Linked DNA regions of Homo sapiens: all the other regions are linked to region 1. The links are chromatin loops, found by intact Hi-C in ENCODE. Cell type or tissue: heart right ventricle. All regions are shown on one strand.

Region 1 (5,000 bases):
ACTACAGGCGCGCACCACCACGCCTGGCTAATTTTTGTATTTTTAGTATGGACAGAGTTTCACCATGTTGGCCAGGCTGGTCTCAAACTCCTGACTTCAGGTGATCTGCCCGCCTTGGCCTCCCAAAATGTAGTGTTGGGATTACAGGCTTGAGCCACCGCACCTGGCCGAATTATGAGTTTTTATGGGTAAAGGGCCTGGTACTTAGTAGTAAATGCTAACTAGAATTATTCTTGAGTGAAAACATTTATTTAGTATCCAATGTATTCCAAACAATTCAAGAGATATAGAGAGGAAAAACACTTAGACCTGCCTTCTGGGGACTTACATAATTACAAAACAATGTGGTATAATCGAGTTAGGCAAAACTTCATCACAGAGGTAAAATTTAAACTGCATCTTGAAGGATAAATAGGGTTTCAACAAATGGAACAGCATTAGAGGAAATACATTCCAAGCAGAAGAAAAAGCTTGTGAATAAAATAAAACTATAAAAGACTATGGAGTCTTGGCTGTTATTAGATAATACTTTAACTTCTTCTCTGATGTATACCTTCTTAAATAGGGGTCTAAAGTGGTTTCAGGGAACATTTTGGAACTTCTAATCTTATAACTAGTTATTACCAAGTTTATAATAATTATTATTAGTAGTAGTTAACTGATTCGTCAAAGAGTTTGAATTTAAAAATTAGTTGGAACTGAGCGGTGCTGCTTTGCAGGGGTGCATTTGTTGTTACATGATTCTTATCCTGAGATGACTACCATGTGACAGGAGCAGTGAACTGTTAGAAAAACTGTTGTGGTTAGAACAATTGGAACTGGATGGGCTTCTGGAGATTTCATTAAGTTTCCAAAATTAAGCAGATTTTACTTTGGTTTCTTCTTTAGATAGGAGAACCTCATGTTCTTGTGATAGCAAGGAATGATAATTTTTTTTTTCAGTCAGATCTCAAGAAAGTCCCTTTTACTCATGGAATTTCCATTTGTGTACCAAATTTAAGCTGTGTTTTATCTTCTGCAAAACTTCTTCCTGCAGCTTTGCTTTCACTTCCTCTCCCCACCCTTTTAGTCATATACTGAAGAGTTTGGCAGCTGGTTGAGGTGTCAGGTCAGCATTTTTCACTGTGGAAGAAGGAAAGGTTGGGAACAGTGACGTGGGTATGGTTGTCACATTTTCCTTTCCTTTTTTTTAAGTGACCCACATGTTCTTTAACAAAAGCCTAGTGAGAACCTTGACTTGTAAATTGTTCCCTAGCATCCTGGAGATGGACTAATATGTGGGATGACATATAGGCAATAGATCCTCACTGAGAGTGTCCTTAAAAGCCCACGTACAGCAGTGAGGATTCTTGACTCTGCCTCCATGGCAATGTGACAGATTTTATGGAGAGAGATGGTGGGCTTCGGGAGTCACAGAATTGGAGGAGCTTAGCAGTTCATTCTCCATCCTCCTTTATTATTAACAGATTCTCCTTGGGTGCCTTTAGGAAATGCTGTATATATGGTGTTTAATCTCCCACCTACACACTTTCCTTTTCTTCACTAATGGAAATTGAATCCAGCTTGAGGAGCTCCAGCTCTTTCTGCTGGCCAGTTTATTTCAAGATTGAAATCCATTGTGGATTTGTTTGTTGTTTTTTTGTATTTTTGTGGGGTTTTTTTTTGGTATCAAATCTGCCTGAAACTGTTGGACTAGAAGCAAACTAATTATTGTCATTGTATGGCAGTAGAGAGAATAAAAAACAGTAATAGGTTCTTAAAAAGCTGTCATGACTTGAAGTGAAATAGGCCACTCTTGAATAGCTTAATCTATAGCCTGAAGGGCTTTGGTCCTGAAAACTGTCAAATATGAAATAGGATTTTAGATCATGGAATCCTGGCTACCTCCTAGGGGCAGCTTCAGCCATTAAACTCTCCCATAGACTATTTCATCTAGAAGATTTGCTTTGAGATTATAAGGAATGTGGAGGTAAATGAGCTTTTCTTATCAAACATTCCATTTGGGTGCTCTGTATCAGACCTGTTCTGGCAAATAAATAGAAGACACCAGGATAGACTGTTTTATTTCCTTGTGTAAGTGCCTCAGGAGACACATTTCTTATTTCTCAAGCATAACTTTGGAGACTGGAGTTTCCCATTTGGGGAGCGTTGGTGTTGAGCAGGGAAAGCTGCTAGTTATTGATTGCCACTGAAGTCATTTCACAAAGGCTGTAAAACCCAAGGATTGCTCTTTGGACAGACCTGCATCTGGTACAGATTCCCCCTCTATGAGACTGTTGTAGGTTAAAATAGTTTTGACAGTGTCTTTAAGTGCACCTCTTTGTCTCCAAATATAATTAGTGTTTAAAATGAAGCCCTCGTGGTTAAGGTTTTGTGGCTTAGACAGCAGCTCCATCTGGTGCTTGCTAAAGGTGTTTGCCTGGTTCATGTCTCGGTTTTTTTGTTTTTTGTTTTTTATTATTATACTTTAAGTTTTAGGGTACATGTGCACAATGTGCAGGTTTGTTACATATGTATAAGTGTCTCGGTTTTAAACCAGATGAATACAGATGGACACAAACTTGTAAACGAATGTCATATGCAACATGGGTTCCTAGTGCACACAACACTGACATAAGCAAATGGTGTTCCTGGTGAGTCTCATTTGGCTATTCTGTTGATAAGTGATAGCTGTTAATCAGCTTAGCCATCTTTTGACTGAATTAACTTACTTTTACTCAAAGTGGGGAATTATTTTTACTATTATCTACTAGTCTTTGAAAAAGCAAATATATTGTACTACTTACAAAGAGAAAACTTAATCCCACTCTTATCAGAGTCTGTTTAACTTGGTTAACAAGATATTATGCCAAGATGCCTTATTCTTTTTTGTATTCAGTGCTGCATAGTGCTAAGTACACAGGGAATTTTTTAATTTAAATTCTTGGTGACTGACAGGAACTGCCCCCAAACTGTTAATAAAAGTTACTTCTGAATAATAAGTTTACATATGGTTTCTATTTTCTTTATGCTTTTCTGAGTTTCCACAGTGAGCATATACAACAAAAGAAAAAAACATCTACCAAAAAAGGTAAAAACAAAACATATTGTAGGTAGTTGTAGCCTTGAGTCCCAGTTCTGGGTCTTTCTTATTTACTGTGTGTCCTTAGGAAAGTCACTGTCTCTTCTAGGCTTCGATTCCTTTGTCCATAAAACACAGTTGAATTAGAAACCTGCACAGTTTTAACATTCTAAGTATTGTGATTCTTTCCTCTTTCCTGTTTTTTCAGCCTCTCACCCTGGCCTGTATCTTTCCCCAATATTACCATTCAACATTATCTAGGTTTTCCCATCTTAAAATAAGGAAATCCTTTCTGGACCCCCATCCTCCTAGCTCCTTCTTGCTTCTCCTTCCTGCCTACTCTTCTCCAAAAGTTATCTACCATTGCTCTATTATCTCACTCTTCAACTCACTGCAGTCTGGTTTCCATCCCCACCACTGAACCAAATAGTTCATGCTAAGGTCACAGATGAGCTCATGTTGCCAAGTCCAATGGGCATGTATGTAAGTCCTCATTTTCCGTTACCTCTCAGCAGCATTTGAAATAGTTATTGTCTTTCTCCTTCATGACATTTCCTCATCTGGCTTCTGTGTCATCACACCTTGGCTGTTAGTTTTCAGTTAGGGGAGAGGAAGTAGCCCCTTCTCCCTGGTTCACCCACCAAGGCCACCTCCTCAGCTCACTATTTTCTTTTCGGCCTAAATATCTCTATACTAGTAATTCCTAAGCAGAGGAGAACCACAGAATTCTCATCCATGTTTCAGACTCCTAAATTCATATACTGTCTTGTATGCAGGGTGACAAAATATGGACTCATAGTCTTCCCTTCAAAAGTTGCACCTCCTCCAATGTTGTCATCTCAGTAAATGGCTCCATAATCATTTGAATACATAAACCTAAAACCTCAATACTTTTTACTCTTCAAAATCCAGTCATTCCTGCATCTTTCTCTGCCTTCCCTGACACCACATCCTAATCCAGATCCTCATCAGATCTTAGTTTGCCTATGTCAGTCTTTTAAGCCTCCTGTCCTGTTCTTCCCGAGTCCATTTTCTACATAGCAGCAGAGCTGTCTTTTTAAAGTCAGGTTTATTGAAGGTAAATTTACATGTAGTAAAATTCACTTTTTTTAAGTGCGTAGTTCTATGAGTTGTTTGTTTGTCTTAGACTGTGGTGCAGTGGCACAATGCAACCTCGGCTCACTGCAACCTCCGCCACCCAGGTTCAAGCAATTCTCATGCCTCAGCCTCCTGAGTAGCTAAGATTACGGGCATACACCACCATGCCTGGCTAATTTTTGTATTTTTGGTAGAGACAGGATTTCACCATGTTGGCCAGGCTAGTCTCAAACTCCTGGCCTCAAGTGATCCACCCGCCTCAGCCTCCCACAGTGCTGGGATTACAGGCATGAGCTACCGCGCCCAGCCTACCTGCCGGTTCTGTGAGTTTTGACAAATGTATGCAGTTATGTAACCACTGCCACCTAACATTTAGATTGTTTCCAGCTTTTGGCTGTAAACCTTTGTGTATTGGTTTTAGTGTAAACAAAAGTTTTTATTTATCTTGGGTAAATACCTAGGAGTGGGATTGCTGGGCTCCAAGGTAAGTTTATGATTAACTCTATAAGAAACTGCAAAACTGTTTTTCAGAATACCTGAACCATTTACATTCCCACCAGCAATATATGAGTTTCAATTGCTTCACATCCTCGCTAGCATCAGTTGTTTTTGTTTTAATTTTATTTTAACCATTCTAATAAATGTGTAGTGGTAGCACATTGTAGTTTTAATTTGCACTTCCATGTGGCTAATTATATTTACAATATTATAAATTTTATTTACTACAATATTATAAATATTGTAAATTATATTTACAATTTTTATATTGTTTAAATGCAATCCATGTATCTTTGGCTGGGCACAGTGTCTCATGCCTGTAATCTCAACATTTTGGGGAGGC
Region 2 (5,000 bases), 310 kb before region 1:
CAGCACCTTCTAGGGCCAGGCCCTGAGAATAAGTAAGTGGGGAGACAAGAAAGTCTTCCCAAGAGTAGAATGCCAGCCAATAAAGGTGGAAGGAATAATGGACTTATAAAAAAATCACAACAGCATGGTGAAGATTCAGACTGATTAGTGGATTTTATAGTCCTATTCAAATCCCCAAGGTTTTAGTGGAGAGATGGAGATCCGAAGGGGTTAAGTGGCTTCCGAGGTGATGCTGAAGTGGCCCAGTTGGGAATAATAGGACGGTGTCTTTGTAGAACCCAGGAAAATGTTTTTCCACTATGAGATTGTTGTATGCCTTTTGAGATACATGGGGCAGATTAAAATCTTCATTTCACAGATGTGAAAAATGTCTCCAGGAGCTGAGGAGACCTGCTTCAGGCTGCACCAGTGCTAACAAGCGGCAGAACCGGATGTGAACCCCAGAGTTCCCATCTCCCACGGCATGCAGAACTTCTTCGGCTACCTGAGCTACAGGAACCCTGGGAAGCAGGGCCAGAGGTGCCTGGGGACTGCAGCCCACTGGGGTGGGCATGGGGAAAGAGGAATATCATTTCTGGTTCAAGTTGCTAGTTTTGCAGAGTGTAAAATTACTGCACAGGCCCCAGAGAATAAACAGAGTTAACACCCCATTAAATACAATGGACTTTCAACGTGAGCTCTAGACGTGCCTAGATTGAAACTAGCTGAGCAAGAGCTGGCCCGTGAGTAAAATGTATCACATGCACTCCCTTAATGCTTCCAAAGAGAAAAATCCAGCGCAGGGAGAAGAAAGTGCCGGCAGCAGCTCTGCAGGCTCAGGGCTGAGGATCCGGTAATGAAGTCTTTCTGGAAGGTAAGAAAGGGCTGTGTGCTGCATGCTATTTTTAAACATGCTGGAGCAGCACATGTATCCCTGGCCCACGCACTTTCTCCAGCAGAGGAGGGGCCTGGGGGATGCAGCCAGGAATTTAGATGCTATTTATTGTATTTCCTTTTATCAGTCAAATGATTTTCCTATTTCCCACCTAGATAAAGATCTTCCACTTACAGCTCCAGCTTGTTGACCTTGTCAGGACTGCTGTGCAGCCTGAAAATTGGTCCCAGAGAGAGAAGGGCATTGTTTTTAGGGGGTTGCTTGGCGGGTTGGGTTTTTCTTCTCCCAGCAGGGAAGAGATTGGTTTACAAAAAAAAAAAAAAAAATTAAAAATCTTCCAGAAAACAAAAACTGATTGTTTTGTGCCTTTTTGCAGAACTGAAAGGCTGTCCAAGTATAGTTCACCAGCCATCCCCCTTGCATCCCCCTAATATCTCCACCCTACGTTTCACCAACACACACACACACACACACACACACACTCTCTCTCTCTCTCTCTCTCTCTCTCTATTAATATCTCTTTCTTTCTCCTGCAGCAGCAAGCCTGGCCCTGGCCCCAGACCCACTGCTGTGCTGCTGTCTTGGCAGGCAGCAGGGCAGAGGGGGGTGGCAGCTCTGTCTAAGCTTGTAAGCTGAGCCAGTCTCTTGGCTGTGCCAGCTCTGAGGCCCCTTAGAGATGCCAGTATGCCTGAGTGGGAGCAGTTGCAGCTTCCACTCGGCTGGAAGCTTTGGAGCCAGCCAGGCCTCCAGAAGCTGCATTCTCAGGCAAGGGTATGGCCCGAGGGCTGCTAATCAGCAGGAGGCCTCCTCTTGGGCAAGCTGCCCTCATTGTCTCGCCTTGCCTAGGCCTGCTGGCCAGGTTCACAGGCCAGAGACAGTGCCACTCTTCCTCACCTTCTCGGGAACGGGACCAGCAGATGCTGTGGGAGGCTGGGGTTTTATTGTAAATCCTCATGATTTCTGGCTCATTTAGAGCCACGAAACACAAAGAGAGCCAGCTAGAAGGAGGGAATCCAGCCCCTTGCAGGTTCATCATTTGAACAGCAAGGAGCTGCAGGCCCCTTCCACACTTGCGAGGGTCGGCTATGGATTGTAACAGAGCTGCCGGCTTTCAGGAACCCCAGGTTCTTTCCCACCATTGCAGTGTTTCCTAGCCGGGACAGCAGAGGGCGCCAGCTCTCCTGCCAGCACTGGGTCCCGGGCCGTCCTCCCGCACATCTGGAAATGGGCTCTATCACTCTCTTGCGAAATAAGGCCAGGGATCTGTCTGTGTCGGATGAATTGGCACCCGAGTGAGCACGCATACACATCAAGAATTCCACTTTCTCATTACTTCTATTTCTCCCTCAAGAGCACTTGTGGAATGTGGGGAATTTGCCTTGCCAAGGCGGCCAACACATCTGAGTCTTGGGCTTGGTCAGGCCTCGGTGGAGCGCTTGGCGGGACCACCTCTGGTCTGAAGACTTTGCCCTTCCCTCCGACATGCAGAGAGGGGGAAAAAGTAAACGGGAGGACAGGACCTCCCAGATCTTTTCCCCTGGGGAAGAAAACTAAAAATGTTTGGTCCTGACCTTCCGGGCCCTCCTGAAGAAAGCAAATGTCCCACATTAACAGGTCCTTGAGAAAGAAGATATAATTCCAAGAAAGCATTTTCTTAAATTACAAGTGATCAGAAATACCAAAGGTATGTGCAAACAATGGAGATGGAAAAGGAGAAACTGGATGGAGGAGGGCAGAGCTGAAGCCAACCCAGGGGCCTGGTTGCTGTTCTGAGGCTGCTTCCTAGACTTCTGAAAGCTGCATGCATTTAAATGTCCACATTTTCTCGCAGAAGCCAGCAATCGGTACTTCCCTTGGCCAAACAACACATCAGTCTAATATGGTGTGGGAGAAATATGTTACATTCTTTTATGAACAGAATGTTAACATCACCTAGAATCAATATTTATATCCAAGAACACAATGAACTGGCTTGTTTTGTGCTGCATGGGTTTAAGACAGGGACATTTGGGAAGAGTAGGGAGGCCGCCCCTCCTCCCACCCAGAAAGGCAGACCCGGGCAAGCAGGCTGAGGCTCCGGCATCTTCCAAAGGGTTTCTGCCTGGGAGACCATGCTCGGCTCCCTTCCTCCCTCACAGTCCTTTGTCTCCTGGGATTGCAAGAGGAAGCCAGAAGCAGCCAGTGGGGCAGGAATTTGTGGCGAGGTTCAGGACGTGAGGCAGCATCCTGTCTGCAGGACAGCCACCTACCATTCGTGAGGGCTGCAGTGGGGGAAGGAGGGTCAGGACATGCATCCCAGCATTTCCTACTGCAGATCAAAGTAGGGGCGGACACAACTTTACACAAGTCCTTGGATGAGGGGCTTCTAGGGGATGAAAAACTAGGAATAAGGGGGGATGACACTTCTCTTTCATGCTGCTATTTTTTGGCCAGGCAATTGTCCTCATTTGAGGCAGCCATTACAACAGAGATGGAAGCTGAGGTCTCCTGGCCTTGGAGTGCTGCATATTCTTCCAGAGGCTTTTGGGACACTCTATCTAACTCCTTAGGCTGGTTTCTTCCTTGATGCCGTTTTCCACTTTACTGCCTTTTTTTGTTGTTGTTCTTTATTTTTTTGAGATGGAGTCTTGCTGTGATGCCCAGGCTGGAGTGCAATGGCACAATCTCAGCTCACTACAACCTCTGCTTTCTGGGTTCAAGCGATTCTCTTGCCTCAGCCTCCCGAGTAGCTGGGACTACAAGGCATGTGCCACCACACCCAGCAAATTTTTGTATTTTTAGTAGAGACAGGATTTCACTATATTGGCCAGGCTGGTCTCGAACGCCTGACCTCAAGTGATCCACCCGCCTCAGCCTCCCAAAGTGCTGGGATTTCAGGCGTGAGCCACCACGCCTGCTGGCTTTACTGCCTTTGGAAGCTACTGGGCCTGCAGCCTGGAGTCAGCTGCTTGCTCCTTGCATGTACAATCCTTACCTAATTAGAAAAATAAAAACAAACAAAAGCCTTTCCCCCTTTCCCAGAAGATTTAAGGTTTGCCTGCAACAGACCATCTACAAATGTGAGACTTCTCTTCACCTAAGCAGACTGGATTGGGGCCTCATTTTGCAGAGCAAGCAGGCCTACTTCATTTTCAGATTCGATGCTGAAGGTCACCACTTTCAACCGTAGCACTTGTCTCTCATTAAATGTCTGGAGCTCATTATGATATATCTTGCAGAAAAGTCTTTGCTGCTTTAATAGGCATGATCTTTAGAAAAGATCCCTTGGCTTATGTGTAAGATTGAGGCATGATTAATCTTGGCCCCATTTAGTTGTGGGTCACCAGTGTTCAGGCTAGAGTGAGACCTCTCTGCATGATCACAATTTATAATTTTCCATAATCTATATCTTTTTTTATGTTGTTAGCATGTTTTGTTGCTGTAATTCATTTGGTCTGAACTATTGCTTTCATCTAGTTCTAAGAAACAACCAGTAAATATCCCAATCACATCTGCTATAAAACCAGCCAAGATAAACATATTATTTCATTATAAGCCACTATGTTTAGCATCCTCTTTACGGCTGCAAAGCTCCCCCTGCAGAAATCTCATGTGGCAGACTCATGTAAGTTTAAATATTCTGAACATCTTTACAGGTACTGACTGATTTAAGCCAATGGAAAAGTCTCACTTGGGTCCAGATGTTGTTCTGATGTCAAGGGCAGGATGAAAGAATAGTGAAAGTTAGCAGTAGGGGCCGGGTATGGTGACTCATGCCTGTAATCCCAGCACTTTGGGAAGTTGAGGTAGGTGGATTGCTTGAGCCTAGGAGTTTGAGACCAGACTGGACAACATAGTGAGACCCCCATCTCTATAAAACATGGAAAAATTAGCCAGGCATGGTAGTGCACATCTGTAGTCCTAACTACTTGGGAGACTGAGGTGGGAAGATCTCTTGAGCCCAGGAGTTCAAGGCTCTAGTGAGCTATGATCACACCACTGCATACCAGCCTGGGCAACAAAAGAAGACCCTGTCTCAACAACAACAAAAAAAGTTAACATTAGGGCAAAGAATAAAACAGTGAAATCTTTAGCCAGGGGTGGCTGCAGTTGGTAGGGTTTGACTATCTGCCTTCAGAGCAGTGCC
Region 3 (5,000 bases), 360 kb before region 1:
CTATCTTGCCTTCAGTACTCCAGGCTTGCTTCCTTGGCACTACTAAGCTCCCTCTCCTTCATCCTTACCTCAGGGGAGAAAAGGGGAAATGGAAACAGGAAGGTGTTACCTAAGAGCCTCCAGCTGGGTAGTCCTGTTTCCTTGGACTGTGACAAGGATGAGGGCTCAGACTGTGAGCAGGATCAGGGCTCAGTCTATTAGTGAGGTTGGGATTCAGTTAGAGTCTCTGACCCTCAATCTCCACACTTCTTTCCTTGTTTGACAAGGCAGGGCATGTGGTCTGGCTCACAGATTTCACTGGCCAAATTAGGCATGAATCACCAGGGTCGAATGCAGTGCCTTCTGCTCTCCCACATCGTCCTGGCTGTCTTATCTGTAGCAGTGCTTCTGGGCATGCAGTCGCCGCCTAGCTCCTTGCATGCTGATGACCTCTACCCTGAATGGCAGGGCTACAAGCTGGCTGTAGCAATTTGAGGGAGTCACCTACCTTCCTTCTCCTTCTGAATGTCCCTGTAGGCACCTTGAACTCAACCCAACAGCCTGAACACTCCCTGGAAGCCTGCTTCTCCCTGACGTTGCCAGTTTCAGCCAAAGGCACTCAGAGGTCCAACTTGACAATGGGACATTGCCCTGGAACGTGCCCCTAGGAAATCAATCCCCAAAGCCTCCCCGTCCAGTGGATCACCCCCTGCTCCCCATTTCTTCAGCCACAGGCCTGAATGTTTTTCCGCTGAGACTTAGAACAGCCACCTCAGGGGTTCCTCTGTCTCCACCATCATCCTTTCCTGCCACACTACAGTAACAGTGGCCTTTCTAAAGTGTAAGTCTAACCATGTCACTCCCTGGCTGGACCTACATGCACTCAAGGGAGAGGGCTGAGCTAAGATAGTAATTTGGGATAGATCACTTTCCAACCACGAGAGAGGTGGGCTCACCAGGGGAGGGCGCGTCAAGTGAGAAGAAAGAGAAGAGGGCTTAAGCCAAACCCTGAGATTCTTCAGGGATGGGAGGGGAGCACCCAGTCCCAAGAGGGAGCAGGGAGGAGGAAACCCAGGAGCCAGTGCCACTGCAGGAAGGAGAGAAGCTGTCAGGTAGATCCATGCCCAGACCCCCTGAACAGAGCGCTCACTTTGTTCAGCAACTTAGAGGTTGCTGGTGACCTCAGTAAGAATCGTTTTATCTGGGAGACATAAAAAACAGAGGGCAGAGGCGTGGGGAGGAAGTCAGAGACGGGGGCAGTGAATGTACACAACTCTCAGTAATTGGGACTGGGGCCAAGGTGGGAAGGAAGATCACCTGAGGCCAGGAGTTTGTGATCAGCCTGGGCAACACAGCAAGACCCCATCTCTCCAAAAATTTTTAAAAAATAACCGGGCATGGTGGTGCACATCTGTGGTCCTAGCTACTGGGGAGGCTGAGGTGGGAGGATCACTTAAGCCCAGCAGTTCAAGGCTGCAGTGAGCTGTGATCCTGTCACCGTACTCCAGCCTGGGTAACAGAGGGAGACTCTGTCTCTGGAAAAATTAAAAAAAGAAGTGAGACTGGGACAGATCTGGCCATGGCAGAGGAGAGCCAGGGTCAAGGGAAGGTTTTATTTGGAATAAGAAGGAGCAGACCCACTCAGTCCTATATCCTTGGCCCAAGCCTGTCCTGCTCACTCTCACTACCCTACCCTTCTGGCTCTGGCTCCCAGAGATGCTACTTGCTCTTGAAAATTCTGGCTGGGGGAGGTGGGAGGGAGTGATATAGACAGACTGTCAGATTCAGAGTAGGGAGGCCCAGATACAGGGCATGGTCACCTAGATGTCAGCTGCAGATCCAGGGCAGGGGTGCTGGTATCCTGGGCCCTGCTCCCCCTCTCATTCCCCACCTTCATCGAGCTGGGGCCTTTCTTCATGGAGCTCTAAGAAGGAGAGGAGAGGCAGGAGGGAGCTGGAGGTGGGGTAGAGCACCAGGAGGCTCCGTAGGCATCTGGAGAAGTGAGGAGGGACAGAGAGGAAATATTAACTCAGTCAGGGAGCCGTCAAGGTCCAGAGTTGGGAGTCTGTGATAGTTCAGGTCCTAGGCCTGCCCCCACCTCGTCAAGTGATGCTAGGCTCTGTCCTATCATATCCGAGCCTCCGAGCCCAATCTGTGACCAGACAAGGCTAAACAAGCTGACCCCACTGGCCTTCCTGCCACGTCTTCCTGAGAGGTGAGAAGCAAGGGTCAGTCTGTGCTGCTCTGGATGGGAGTGGAGCTGGGAGCCAGGGCAGGGCAGGGCAGGGGATGACAGGCACCACTGCGCCATGTTCCAGCCCTTCTATCTGTGTGGAGGACACGGCTGTGAAATGTAAGTAAAACCCAAGTCTAATTTCCTCGGTCAGAAGGAGGAGGCACTGCAGCATTTTCAAACCCTAATTAAACCCGCTCGGGCGGTGTAACACCAAAATCAGTTCCAAGATCAATATTGCTATTCATTTAGAAGTGTAACGAGGTTAGAGAGGTGAGCAAAGGAAATAATTAACTCATTTGCAGCCTTTTTAAACAGAAACAGTCGTTTTAATCTCCAGGGTAATTAGCTATGCTCTGTCCATCAATCATGACCTCAGCCATTATTTTAAGTATTTGATTAATCAAGGAGGAAAGGGGTTAAGCCACCCCTCCAAGCCCCCAACATTGGCCCACGTATTGGGGATGACCCCTGGGCAGGCACTAGAAACACTTCTCCGGGCGGGGGGCAGTCTAGGCCAGCATTGAGAGTGGCCAGCAGGGAAGGGCTACAGCACAGAGGGTGTCCCAGGTGAGACACGTGGGCAGGTGGGGAACAGCTCCCTCTCCTGGCTGGTCTCCTGCGAGAGGACAAGCCCTCCCTGGGCATGGAAGTGCTGGGGCCCTGGAGCCCCAGGTCCTGGTCCATGTACCGCGCCTGGCTTGCTGAGTGACCTCAACAAGTCCCTGCTACCATTTCTGTCCGTCCTAGGTGGAGACGGAAGCCCATGGAATTAATCCGGAGCTCACGGGTTCTAAGTGCCCAGGGGCCTCCGGCCACTGGAGGGCAGCAGAGCCCCAGGGACCCCTGAGCCCGTGGGCTGGGCTTGCCAGAAGCGGGCGGCGGCTGCGCGGGAGCTGCTGCCTTGGGAAGCCTGGGTTCTGGCGGATCCGATGGGAAAGTCCGGTCTGGCTGCCATCTCCAAGGCCTCACGGCAGCCGGAGGGGTGGGTAGCCCCGATAAGTGTCCTCATTTGGCAGACGAGAACCAAAGCTTCGGGGAGTGCCAGGACCTCCCCGTCCGGGCCCCCACACCCCAGTTCCTGAGGCTCATTCCTGAAACCTGGAGGGGACGCCCCCGGAGATGAGGAGGGCAGAGCTGCCCGGACTGGCCTCTGTCTTGTTCTGACAGCCCGGGCGTGGCCACCCTTCTCAGCCAAAAGGGGATCCTGGGGGAAGCCAAGGCCCAGACATGGGGCCTCAGATGGGGGAAACTGAGGCCCAGAGAGAGGCAGGGCTGTGCTGATGTTCTCATTAGTATTTGTTAGCAAATGTGGGGCACAGAGTCACTGCCTCAAGGTCCTTATGATGCACTCGGGAAAACCGTGTGCAGATGGTGACCAGGCCGTGGGTGAGAGAGCTCTAGGAGGCAAGCCCGGGGTGGGGAGCCCCGCGGGGCAGTGGGCACAGCCCAGGCAGTCCAGGGAAGCCTCCTGAAGGAGGGGGCCTCTGAGCTGACTCAGAATGAAAGGTGGAGAAGTGTATTCCTGACAGGGAGGAACTGGTGCAGGGCACGAAGGAGTGGGAGTCGGTTGAATGAGTCGTGAATTGGGCATGGCTGGCCCACAGGCCCTGCAGGAGAGCAGGAAGGTGACAGGAGCCTAGGATATGGAGGGGGATCCAGGAGTGTGAGCGGAGGCTCTGGAAGGGATGCGTGAGGGCGGCTAGGGTTCATGTGGCCTGCCCTGCTGAGCCCGTTTCTGTCCACTCTAAACAGCTGTGCTGGGCGTTGGACCTGCCCTATGGTGCTTGATGTCGCTGGACCCGGGACCACCTCTTAGTGCTGTCCTCCTCTCTAGAGCCCAGATGAAAAATGACGAGTCCTTGGGAGGGCAGGGGTTGGGGAGCAAGTGTTCCTAAAGGTTCTGGGAATTCAGGGGTTGGGGAAAAGGAGACAGCCAGGATAGACATAGGCCGAGCCCACATCGACCTTCCTTCCAAGACAGCCCCTCACTGCCCTGTGCCATGCCAGTGCCAGCACCATCATCACTGGAAAGGCCTCTCCTTGCATGCCTTTGGCTTTGGGGAGCTCACCACCTCAAACAGCTCTAATGGGGAGAAATTTTCTTCAGCTGCTGTCTCTTGTCTCTCTACAGTCCCTGGCTCTTTGCCTGGGGTACCCTGAGAGCCCTGCCTCAGAGTCTTCTGGGACATCGCTGGGGTGCCCAAGACTGCAGTAGTCAGTCCCATGGGCAGGCAGGGAGTACTGACTGTCATCATCAGCCAACGAGCAACCAGAAAGGCCAGGGGACTTGGCTGGCTGGCCTAGCTGGCATCGGATTTGGGGGGAGTCTTCCAGCCCCAGGCACTGTCTCGGCAGACTGGGGGAGGGCAGGAAGGATGGGAATATGGAAGCAGAAGAAGGAGGAGAAAAAGAAGGGAAGGAGGAGGAAGGAGGACCAGGATCTGGCCTGGAGCTCGGTTGCCAGGGGCAACAGCATTGCATTCTGAGGAGGAACCAGATGCTGAGGAGGGCGGCAGGAGGAGGGGAGCTGGGGTCCAGGCAGCAGATCCAAGGCTCCTAGGGCTTGGGGGCGGGGGTACCCATTTGGCAAGAACCCCAGGAGTCCCAAGTGTGTGTGGAGCCCTGGTGAGAGCTCCTTAGTGGCTATTCTGACCCCAGGGCTCAGAGGCAGACATGTGGAGTGGGAGGAAGGCGGGGAGGGCTGGGCCAGCCACATTTGTAAGCTCCCCACAGCCGCTCTCCAGGCTACAATTTGTCTAGGACTCCAGAGCGAAAGCAGTTGTGA
Region 4 (5,000 bases), 68 kb after region 1:
AATCCCTCAGGCAGATGAGGGGTGACAAGGAGCCCCAAACTGAGAGAACACCTGGAGGGTAGAGTGGGTGGCCGGCTGCAGATAGCTCAATATAGTAAGAGCAAATGGAACACAGGTGGGAAGTAGGACTGGAAAGGGAGGCAAGGCCAGGACTTTCTCCTATGAGGATAAAGCGGAGCCGCTAGGAAATTTAAATAAGGAGGAAATACCAGCTGTTGTTTTTTAATGGCTCTGTAGCCATGTGGAAGATGTATTCGAGGGGATCACATTAGAGGCAGGCAGACCAGTTGGAAAGCTTTTGTGGTTGTCCAGGCAAGTGATGAAGGTAGCAATAGAGATGGAGAAAAGAGGATAATTTGAAAGTTATTTAGAAGAAAAGTCAATGAGAGTTGATAATTAATTAGCCATAGGGAGTGAAGATGCAGGAGAAATCCAAAGTGAATTTGGTTTCTCATCCAGGTAACAAAGCCATTCATCAAGAGAGGGAGTACTGGGAAAGCAGTGAGTTTGGTGGGACGGAGAGTTCAGGTTTGGTTATGTTGAGTTTAAGTAATCTATGGGTTAGGACATATATGGGAAGAAATCAAGTAGGTCATTGTATAGATGAGCCTAAAGCCCAAAGACAAGGGTGCGTTACAAATGTAGACACGGAAGTCAGTAGTGTATATGACATGGTTGAAGCTATGAGCAAGCTTGCGGAAGAGAGTTTGTCAATGAAAAACTAGGATGGAGAGCAGGCACTCCAAACACCAGCACTTCACGGAACCTTTGGGAAAAAGGGTCAATGAAGAAGAATGAGTAACACCATGCCATTCAACGACAGATTAATTCCATAGTCATATCATCCAGTTTTGCACAGGTCCACCTTTCCCCCTATCCCTCTGACTTAGTTGCCTTAAACAGAGTATCTGTTGTTGAGAGAGCATCAAGAGGTATGTCCTCTCACAGGTCCCAGGCTTTGTGATCATTCTGAAAGGTTCAGTAGTGTTAGACAGCACTATCTTCTCCCCAGCTATTTTTAATGGGACTTTACAGTCAAAGCCCCTGATGGTCTACTTTTTAGAAGTTAGCTCTCTAGGTTGAAGTTATTACAAACATAAATGCTTTTTAATGACAAATTTGCCTTAAAGGTATGCAGGGCAGTTGTCATGAGCAACATGGAAAATGAGCCCCTGAACTGAAATGTATGTTTGGAATTAAACTTTTCAGGTTGTGCATGATGAATCATTTTCAAGCTCTGTTTCCCTGCTAAGATTGTAAATGTTGGGTTCTTTGACCCGAGTCTGAGAAGGTCTCAGGAGAGGGTAATTTGGCTATGATTCTGGAAGACAATATGTTGTTTCCCCTCTCCCCCAGTTTTCCAACAGATGATTTATCAGTGGTTAAAGGGTCCCCACCCTCTGTATTTAGGAATCTGGTCAGAATGCTTCAGGATGCTGTGTCTTACAGATGGGAAGTGCTCAGGAGCCATGAGATACTTGTTTGAATGATCAATTGATAATGAATTAATATTTTTCCCTTCTCTGTCCTCACTGATCTTTATTAACCCAGACAAGCAGCCAGTTTCCCTTCAAGCCTCTGTTTTTGCAACTGTAGGTTATTCATGTTGGTGCATATGTATATACCAGCTGACTGGCTGTCCCTTTTGATGTTCCTCTGACTCCTTTGGAGAATAGCTCAAGCGGGCATTTCCTGTGAGCTGGCAAGTGGGCGAGGGTCACTGTGCCCAGGATGGGCTTCTCTTCCTGTCTGTGCTCTTCACACGAGGAGTTCCCTTGGCATGCATTTGGTATTGCCAGCATCATAGAAGCAAAAGCTTATCCAGAAAGAGGCCCTATGGTGTATTTTACAAGAAGATTCAACCTTCAGCAGCCTGGTTTTGTTCTCCTGCTGCACAGTTTATAAGTAAATGACTCCTGGATATTGATATTGCAGCTCCCTCTAGTGTCACTGTGGCTCAGGCTCTCATAGCATTTTTTCTTGCCTTTCAGAAAATATAGACAGCACAGAATCTGCCAAATTCACAGCATTTTAAGTAGATTTTCCCAAACATAGCCAAGGCAAATATGAGGTGATTTTTCCCCTATTAGAAAAGGGAATGTTTAATGAAGATGTAGGACCATTCCAGTTCTAGTTTATTTTTATTCCTATTTTTAAATTTTGGGGGTCCTAGGAGGAGTCCTGAAGTAATCATTTATAGATTAAAGAGTAGCTGGCATGAACAAGTAGAATCTTTCTTGAGATTCCTCCTGCTACTCTTGAGATGCCAGCTACTCTTTATAAAGAAGGAATGTGAATTCTTTTCAAGAAAGATAATGAGAGCCAAGAAGAAGTTACTTTAATCCCTGGTAGAGAAAATACTGGGTAAGGGCAGAAGGAAAAAATTTGACAGGAAGAACCCTATCCATTTGTTCTGAAAAATTGGTTTGTTTTCTGAAATAACTTTTGAACTAGAAATTTGTTATCTGAAGTCAGGTCATTTTGAGGTTTTTTTTTTAACTAAAGGAGTTATTAATATTTGAAAAATGGCTACAATGTGGTACCTAGAATAATATAATACTCCTACCTAAATTAACATCATTGCAGGCTCCATAATAAAGATTTATGAGATACCCATCAAGCAAAATCCTATTATGGAAATCTCCATTGGTCTGTGTTTGGGTTGTAACTGTTTTCAGGGTTATGAACCAAGTAAAATCACTCTTTTTCCCTCCTCTTTTACACTCTAGTCTTCTCCCTTTTGCCTTTGCTCTTAAAGCTAGAGTGACTCATTATTCTTCAACCTGTCTATGTATTATAAAATGAAGAGATAAGGAAGTGCTGCCCACTCAGGTTATCTATCTAGGGAGACCATTTTCCTTTAGAGCATCCAAAATCGTGAAACAATTTATCATTTCTTCTTCGTAAATCACTTTGATCCTTTATCTCAAGTAGATCTGTGAAGCTAAACATAAATTCTTATTGTAGTATCCACATTCTTGTCTACTCACAAAGCTCTGGAGGACCTTATAAAAATGTGTGTGTCTGTGTGAATGTCTAGATATAATTAGAATATCACAATTAAAATACGAGTCACAATTAGAATACCTTCTCTGCTTCTAATATTAAACTACAAGGTCACAGTTTTTTTTTTCAGCCTGACTTGACATAGTTAAAAACTAGACTTGGCCAAACAATTCTCTCTCATAGCTTTAGGTTGCCCTGTCTTGGATTCTAACATACTGCTGGTGTTAACTTGTTTGTCAGGGCTGACCCTGGCTTGGAGGTATTGAATGTTAGCAGTTTCTTTTTGTCTGTCCTCTATCAAATTTGTGATCAGAGAGCCTCACTGCTGTGGCAGGTGGCTGTCGGGACTCAAAATAAAGATCTATTTTTCTGTTTTGCTCATTGTTTCAAAAAATTAGGATTCTCTAAGATTGCATTAGTTTGACATTTGCAAGTTGTTAACTGCTTTAGTCATTATCAGTGTTGCATTTGTACAACTTTGTAGTTTACAGATGTACGCTATATACTTGATCCCAATTAATCCTCACAACTGCCCTGTGAAGTAGATTTCAGTGTTCTTCATATTGTCTCCTTTAATAGGGAGACTGAGACCCAGAGAAATTAGTGAAATGCTCAAGGTTATACAGCTAGTAGCAAAGCTAAATCCCAGGCCTCCCAAGCCCTTGGAGAGTGTCATTTTTTATAATGTAACAGCTAGAGTTTAACCATCCAATCTGATTCAGCCAAATTTAGTGGTATGAAGAGTTGAGACCCTTGAGCTTTCATTCCAGAAGACAATATAATATTGAGCAAATTTAACTGGCAATGGGGATAATGGTGCCATGTGCTGGATCCAACTCCTATACAACTAAACAATGACTAGTATAGAATTTTTAAATACCTGGTAACACTTAAATGTGAAATATTGCCAACAGTGCAGTTACAAAAATAACAAATGTTATGATTGATGAGCATATAGGATTATATATTATACTGCATATACTAAGACTTCGAGAGCTTTCCAGAGATAATATTTTCTGAAAGATATATGTTTGAACTTGAACTCAGGCTGGGGATGTCTGTTCAAGACCAGAAGTTTGCTTAAAAAAGAAATACTTAGTATATCCTCAAACTGAATTAGATAGGTAGTAGAAGACTTGAAGGAACTTGTGCTGAGGTATAGATAGATAGATAGATAGATAGATAGATAGATAGATAGATAGATAGATAGATTGATTGATTTCCATGGCACTGATCACTGATATCAGGCTTCTTTAACTGTAGTAAATATGATAAACTAGAGAATAAGAGAAAGAGAGAGAGAGATGCTTTTCTCCGCTGAGACTCCCTTGTCTTTGATCTTTTTTTTTTTTTAATCTATTTGAATGGAAATCAGAATGTGCTGCTTCTCAGAACTGGGTCCTATCTGAATCTTCCTAAGAATGTGTACATTTTTCTTTTTAAATAAAAATGACTAGAAATTGCTTTTTTAAGTTTTGCTTTTCTGTATTATTGTAATAAACATGCAGTGTAAACACTACAGAGAGTGCATGTTCCTGGGAGCCTTTGATATTTGTAATGTGGCAGTGTGCCTCTGCTGAGGAGGGAGAGCAGAGAATGACCCTCAGTTAACAGGGCTGTGGAGCAGACTCCAGACCAGACTATTATGATCCATGAACTAGTATTAGAGACTCAGTCTTCCACGGTCAGCCTCTCTATAGCATGAGAATAACCCATTTGGGGGTGGTTTTACTTACTTTTTGCTTTGATAACCCCTTAAGAGTAGAAATAGAATCGTCACAGTATGTAGAACTCTTGGCTAACTTTTTTTGATCAAAAAATTCTTCCTTGATCCATAACCACTTAGTAAAGTTCTTTATGAAAGGTTTTATTGCCTCAATAGTGGGTATTAAATGAGGCCTGTTAAGAGAAAGCATAAAACTCAGAAAACCACCATTGAAATGTTGGCTTTGTTCTGACTAGGTCAGACCAGTGACTCTCTCAACCCTACCAGT
Region 5 (5,000 bases), 160 kb after region 1:
GACACATGCTCACAGGCATATGCAGGGGAGCGTAGGCACGTGTGCACCATCCTGTAAGCACATGTCCTTGCTCTGTGGCACACGCACATACACACACAGGCTCAGACACACATGGCACACACTACAACACAGCGCTCTGCCTGCGGGGCCCTGGCCACTTGGAGAAAGAATGCTCTGTCCAAAACAGCCTTTGCAGCCAGTGCAGCTCCTCTGGCCACAGGAGGGCCCAAAATAGCAGGGCCGGGGTCCCTCCTTCCTGGCAGGTTCTCTGCAGGCTCTGCGGGCACGTCCCAGCTCAGAGAGGGTGCCTGCTCCGGCACCTCAAGCCTGGGCTGGCTTCTGGGGACCCCCTGTCTGCTCAGAACCCCACATTTAGAATCCTGAAAGCCCAGCTGGCAGATGGGCAGGTGGCACGGGCAGCCACGCTACATTTCTGCCAGCAGAGCTGCTAACCAGAGCTGGAGCCCTGTCTGTGGAGACTGAGGGGCGCATGGCTTGGGCTGAGCTCCCAGCACTTGGGAGGTAGACATATGTGTCCCATCCTGTGAGAGGGAAACTGAGGCACAGAGATGGGAAGTGGTATGGCCAGGACACCCAGGCCTAGCCTGGCCCCAGCCTCAGGTACAGCTTCTTCCCCTTCAAGGCTCAGTTGTGACTTTTCATTTTCAATTCTTTGGCCACTTCACAACGATCCTTCCTCCCCAGGCAAGAAGCGGATCTGTGTGCTGCCCTGCCACCCTGTGCAGGGCACCACCCTCATCACTAAGGCCCTGAGAGGCTCAGCCCCCATCCTCACAGGCCCAAGCCCAGCCTCCAGGCCAGTCTGCGTCCTGCCTGCCCTCCAGGGAACCTATATCCAACTTCAGCCCTGCAGCCTCCCTGACAAGCATCTGCCAGCCTCTGCTTACACACCTCCCATGATGGGGACTTCACTTCCATGCAGTCACTCTGTCTCGGGACAGCCATGCCCTACATATGGGTGAGAAGTACCTTTGGATGCTAAGCAATGCCATACAACTCTCCCACCCCAGTCTGTGTCTGACCCCTCAGCCTTGGGCAGTCCTGTGGGGTGACTGGCTGCAAGTCTGCCTTTTTCCAGGACAATCAGCCCTGATCCTTGGACTCAAGACCAGTTTCCAGTGACCCCCACAACTCAGACTGCCTCCTCTGGACACTGCCAAGTTGCCACAGACCCTCTAGAGTCTGCTGTAGTAGGATCCTCCTAGGCGTGAGGCAGCTCGACAGGAAGGACCTTCCATGGGGCTCTGGGACTAAGAGTTGGCCTTAGTGCCAGCGGCCAGGCCTCTGCCCTCCCTACCCACTTCAGATCACCCTCAAGCCCCAAAGCCTGGAGTGCTGTCCCACCACCACCCCTGCCGCCCTCCACTGGCTCTACCAGGAAGGTCAGCCCCCTACCCCCACAGCAACTGAGAGGCTGGCAATGGGGGAGCAGCTCCCCCGCCCCCTGCACCTGCCTCACCTTCTTCCTCTGCTCCTTCTGCCTCTCACGAAACTCCTCGAGACTCCGCAGCTCCTCACGCAGGGTCAGGGCCAGCTGGATGTGTGAGCTGCCCACATTCTCCATTTCTGGGGGCAGAGCATGGATACTGGTCCCCAGTGTCAGATCTGATGGGCCTCAGCCACCCACAACTCACCCGTGTGGGCCAGCCCAGCCCCAGCCCCAACACCTCATCTTCTGTCCCCCCAAACCCTCCACCAGCCTCGCAGTCCCAAAAGATCCCATTGCCCCAGGGTAGGGGACTTACGCTGCTTCAAGGAGTCAAAGGAGGCCCTCAGGGAGCTGCAAAACAGATGGGTCCAGGTCAGGAGGAGGAGAGCACAGCGGGAACCTACAGTCCAGGCTGCCTCCCGGCGGGGTGGGCAGTGGGGAGGACTTTTATTTTGGTGGGAAGACCCTGGGTCACTCTAGAACCAAGGGACCCTTTAGCCAGATGGTGACCATCCACTGGGGCCCCAGACTGATTTCTGGAAGACAAAGCTCTCTGCAAATTAAAGCAATCAACCCTCTGCAATGTGGCAGAAGGAGGAGGTACCGAAGGCCCCCACCATCTGTGCTCCTAGCTGCATTCTTAGAGAAGAGGGGATTGTCTTCAGGACCCTCCCTCCCTCCCCTGAACTCCTCTCCCACATTCACAGCCCTCTCTCCTCGGCAGGTACCAAATGGCCCCAGGGTGAGGCTACAGGGGAGGGGACAGTGTTCAGATGGGCTCTCAGCAGGTGGCCCGGGGGATGTTTGGAGGAGGTTGGATGGCCGTGGGAGAGGCTAGCAGGGCAGGGCGCAGGAGTTGAGAGGTGGGCACTGTCTGCCAGGGAGGGAGGGAGGGAGGGAGGGAGGGAAGGGCCCAGCACTGCGCATAGGAGGCAGGGAATGATGGGCGGGGGCTGCCAGAATGAACACATAAAAACAGGACACCCAGTGCAATGTGAATCTCAGATGAACGAGCACTTTTTGAGTATAGTATGCCCCTTGTAGTATTTAAAACGGACTTTTATTTTTAAAGTATTTGTTGTTTATCTGAAATTCACGTTCACCTGGGCATCCAGTATTTTATCTGGCTCTCCCTGCAGCCTCTCTGTGGAGCAGCTCGGCTGCCCCCTGGCGGCCATATGGCCTCATGACGCCCACCGGACAGCCCTGGGTGGAGGGGGCAGCGCACCAGGCAGGCTTCTCAGGGGGCTTCTCCTCTCAGTAGACACCTGGGGAAGCAGAGGCCAAGGAGGAGCAGTAGCCTGGCAGGAGCCTGGGGATCCAGGCCTGGGGGAGATCGGTGGGGGCCAGGCCCCTCGCCCTAAACTCGTGGATCCCAAAGTGAGGTCCACAGACCAGCGGCATCAGCATCCGCGGAGCCTGTTAGAAATACAGATTCTCAGGCTCCTCCCCGACCTCCTGAGGCTGAGGCTTCGGGGTGGGGCCCGGCCCCAAGCGCTGCTGATGCCCATCCAGACGTCAGAACTGCTCACAACTCTGCCAGCACAGGTGCCTTTATTATCCCATTTCACAGATGAGAAGCCAAGGGTCAGAGGAGTGAAGGAGCTGCGCCCGTGGCCACCCTGCGGTAAGAGGCGGAACCAGGGAGAGGAAGAAGGAGAGGGGTGGCTGTGTGGTGACCCCACCTTCCCTTGTGGGGCTCAGGACTCTTCTCTGACTCCTCACCAGCAGTGGCACCTCCAATCCCTCTGCTTCCTGTCAGTTCACCCCTCAGCTCAGTCCCACTCATTCAGTTAGAGGCCTCCAGGCACAGCGTGGTCCCCGCACCCCCAACCCAGCCCTTACGCACACCACCCTCCAGCCCCGCCTCCTTCATGACCACAGCATACCCAGACCCCTCCCAGAGCTCAGGGCCTGCACATCCACTTCCCCGCCCTCACCTTTTGGGTCTCATATCTGACAGATACCTCAAATTCAGCGTGTCCAAAACCGGACTCAGCACCTGCCCTGCAAACCTCTCCTCTTCCAGGGCTCCCCTCTTGGCAAAGACACCACTGTCCACCAGCTATACACACCAGAAACCCAGGAGTCACACCAGGCTCTGTCCTCTCCCTTCCTTGCCGCCACCTTCTATTTTATCTCCTAAATCTCGTGACTGTCCTACGCTAGCTGCCACCACCGCTGCAGCCCCTGCCGCACCACCTCCACCTCCCACCTGTCAGCCCTGCTCTCTGCCCCTCCGCCCGTTGCTTCCAGGTGCCAGGCTCCATCTTGCCTCAGGGCCTTTGCACGTGCCCATCTCCATTGCTGCATCTTTGCCTGGCATCCTCTTTTGTCCTTTCTGAGCACTGATGTCACTTTGGGCTGGCCCAGCGGATGTCTGTCACGCAGCTGAACCATGAGCCCTTGAGGACAGGGGCAATGCCTGGCTCTCCTCCTCATTGTCCCCAGGCTCATAATCTAAATTTTCTCAACCCCAAACCCACCTGTGGGCCACCCCGGTTCATGGTCTCAGGCTGAGGGGTGCTGTAAGGAATCGCAGGTTCTGGGAGCTGCTGGCCCTTTTCCCAGCCCCCACCTGAAAGCTGGGAGCCTGCCTGAACGTACAGCACTGCCAGGTGGACATTCAGCCTCTGTCCCACCCCTGGGACAGTCTTGACAGTGATGGTCTGTGCTCACCTTGAACTCCCATTTGTCCCCATGACCTGGCTAGGCCTTGGGTACTGCATAGATACTGGTGCTACCTCTGTCTGGGGTACCTGGGCAGGCAGGCTTTGGCCCCTCCAGGCCCCTCTTCCTGTCCCCTGGGCTGCAGGCCTTCCTGCCCCAGGTCCCCTGTCCCCGTTGCTGGAACCATCAGGCCACCCTAGTTCAGCTCACACAACAAGGCCCAGAACACTCCTCCCTTTCTTGGCCCCAGATGAAATTTCAAGGAGGCAGCCTCAGCTCTGTGGATGAGAGGAGGAGCCCAGCTTTGCCCCAGAACCCCCAAAGTGAACAGCCTTGAGCTCTGATCTTGGGGAGGATCTGGGGGCCACATAAAGTCATTCTCTGCCCCATGAAATTCCTGCTTCCTCCCACCGTCTGTGCAGGGAAACTGTCAAGATCTCCCTGAGCACCTCTACTGTGTCTCCATCGCATGTTGAAGACAGGGTCCTGCACAGGCCTCTGCCTACTGCCATCTGTCACCAGTGCCTTCATGTGTAACTCATCCCATTGCCCTTTTTGACTCGGCTCTCAGGAAGCTCAGTCTGAAATTCTGTGCTCAAATACAGTCCAGATTTCCAGTGTGTTTCCTGCTCTGACCCCACTGTGTCCCTGCTGCCTGCCCACCAGCTGACAGGAGTAGCCCTCTCGGCTCCCTGTGCTGAGGCTGTGCCCACGATGAGCCAGCGTCAGGGGACATCTGACAGGAACAGGGCCTGGCTCTCTCCCGCCAATATCCTCAGCAATGTCGTCATTCTCTCTGAGTTCAGAGGAAGAGAGACCATGAAAAAAATTTTAAAAATCTCTCTGACAGGAAAACCACAGCATTTTTGGTTTGTGACAA

What was found. Hi-C counts contacts between places; a loop is a spot of excess contacts. Peaks named below come from ENCODE experiments on the same cell type or tissue, not always from the same donor. Only the 100,000 strongest peaks of a DNase experiment are listed, where the experiment ranks them.
Region 2: it touches region 1 in a loop (10-fold over the local background); 67 of 110 quality-filtered maps call a loop at or near these places.
Region 3: a loop joins it to region 1, with 11 times the contacts of the local background. A loop is called at or near these places in 69 of 110 quality-filtered maps.
Region 4: a loop joins it to region 1, with 2.6 times the contacts of the local background. A loop is called at or near these places in 22 of 110 quality-filtered maps.
Region 5: it touches region 1 in a loop (2.8-fold over the local background); 5 of 110 quality-filtered maps call a loop at or near these places.

What each region holds. Positions count from the first base shown.
Region 1 is chr15:77,184,083-77,189,082 of GRCh38, reverse strand. All of the region lies in intron 6 of PEAK1 (pseudopodium enriched atypical kinase 1), which reads left to right. Among named protein-coding and RNA genes, the nearest start is that of LINC00597, 39 kb to the left of the region's middle. RefSeq lists an enhancer at 1,119-1,338. In heart right ventricle, a CTCF peak has its summit at 2,397 (motif pointing left); a DNase peak (open chromatin) is centred at 1,102; H3K27ac peaks cover 4,099 bases.
Region 2 is chr15:77,494,039-77,499,038 of GRCh38, reverse strand. It overlaps a transcript of HMG20A not described here. Among named protein-coding and RNA genes, the nearest start is that of HMG20A, 76 kb to the right of the region's middle. RefSeq lists enhancers at 1,027-1,826, 1,898-2,192, 2,629-3,429. In heart right ventricle, CTCF peaks have their summits at 1,801 and 2,032 (motif pointing right); DNase peaks (open chromatin) are centred at 858, 1,508, 2,048 and 3,060; H3K4me3 peaks cover 2,425 bases; H3K27ac peaks cover 5,000 bases.
Region 3 is chr15:77,541,551-77,546,550 of GRCh38, reverse strand. No RefSeq gene overlaps it. Among named protein-coding and RNA genes, the nearest start is that of LINGO1, 89 kb to the left of the region's middle. RefSeq lists a silencer at 2,651-2,865 and an enhancer at 4,369-5,000. In heart right ventricle, CTCF peaks have their summits at 2,802 (motif pointing left) and 3,005 (motif pointing right); DNase peaks (open chromatin) are centred at 3,060, 4,680 and 4,930; H3K4me3 peaks cover 963 bases; H3K27ac peaks cover 2,447 bases.
Region 4 is chr15:77,115,920-77,120,919 of GRCh38, reverse strand. All of the region lies in intron 9 of PEAK1 (pseudopodium enriched atypical kinase 1), which reads left to right. Among named protein-coding and RNA genes, the nearest start is that of TSPAN3, 47 kb to the right of the region's middle. In heart right ventricle, a CTCF peak has its summit at 1,948 (motif pointing left); no DNase peak of the experiment used is centred here; H3K27ac peaks cover 819 bases.
Region 5 is chr15:77,022,085-77,027,084 of GRCh38, reverse strand. PSTPIP1 (proline-serine-threonine phosphatase interacting protein 1) reads right to left here. Exons shown (of 15, transcript NM_003978.5): 4 at 1,767-1,801; 5 at 1,481-1,587. Among named protein-coding and RNA genes, the nearest start is that of PSTPIP1, 29 kb to the right of the region's middle. RefSeq lists an enhancer at 4,919-4,968. In heart right ventricle, a CTCF peak has its summit at 2,636 (motif pointing left); DNase peaks (open chromatin) are centred at 2,654 and 4,816; H3K27ac peaks cover 223 bases.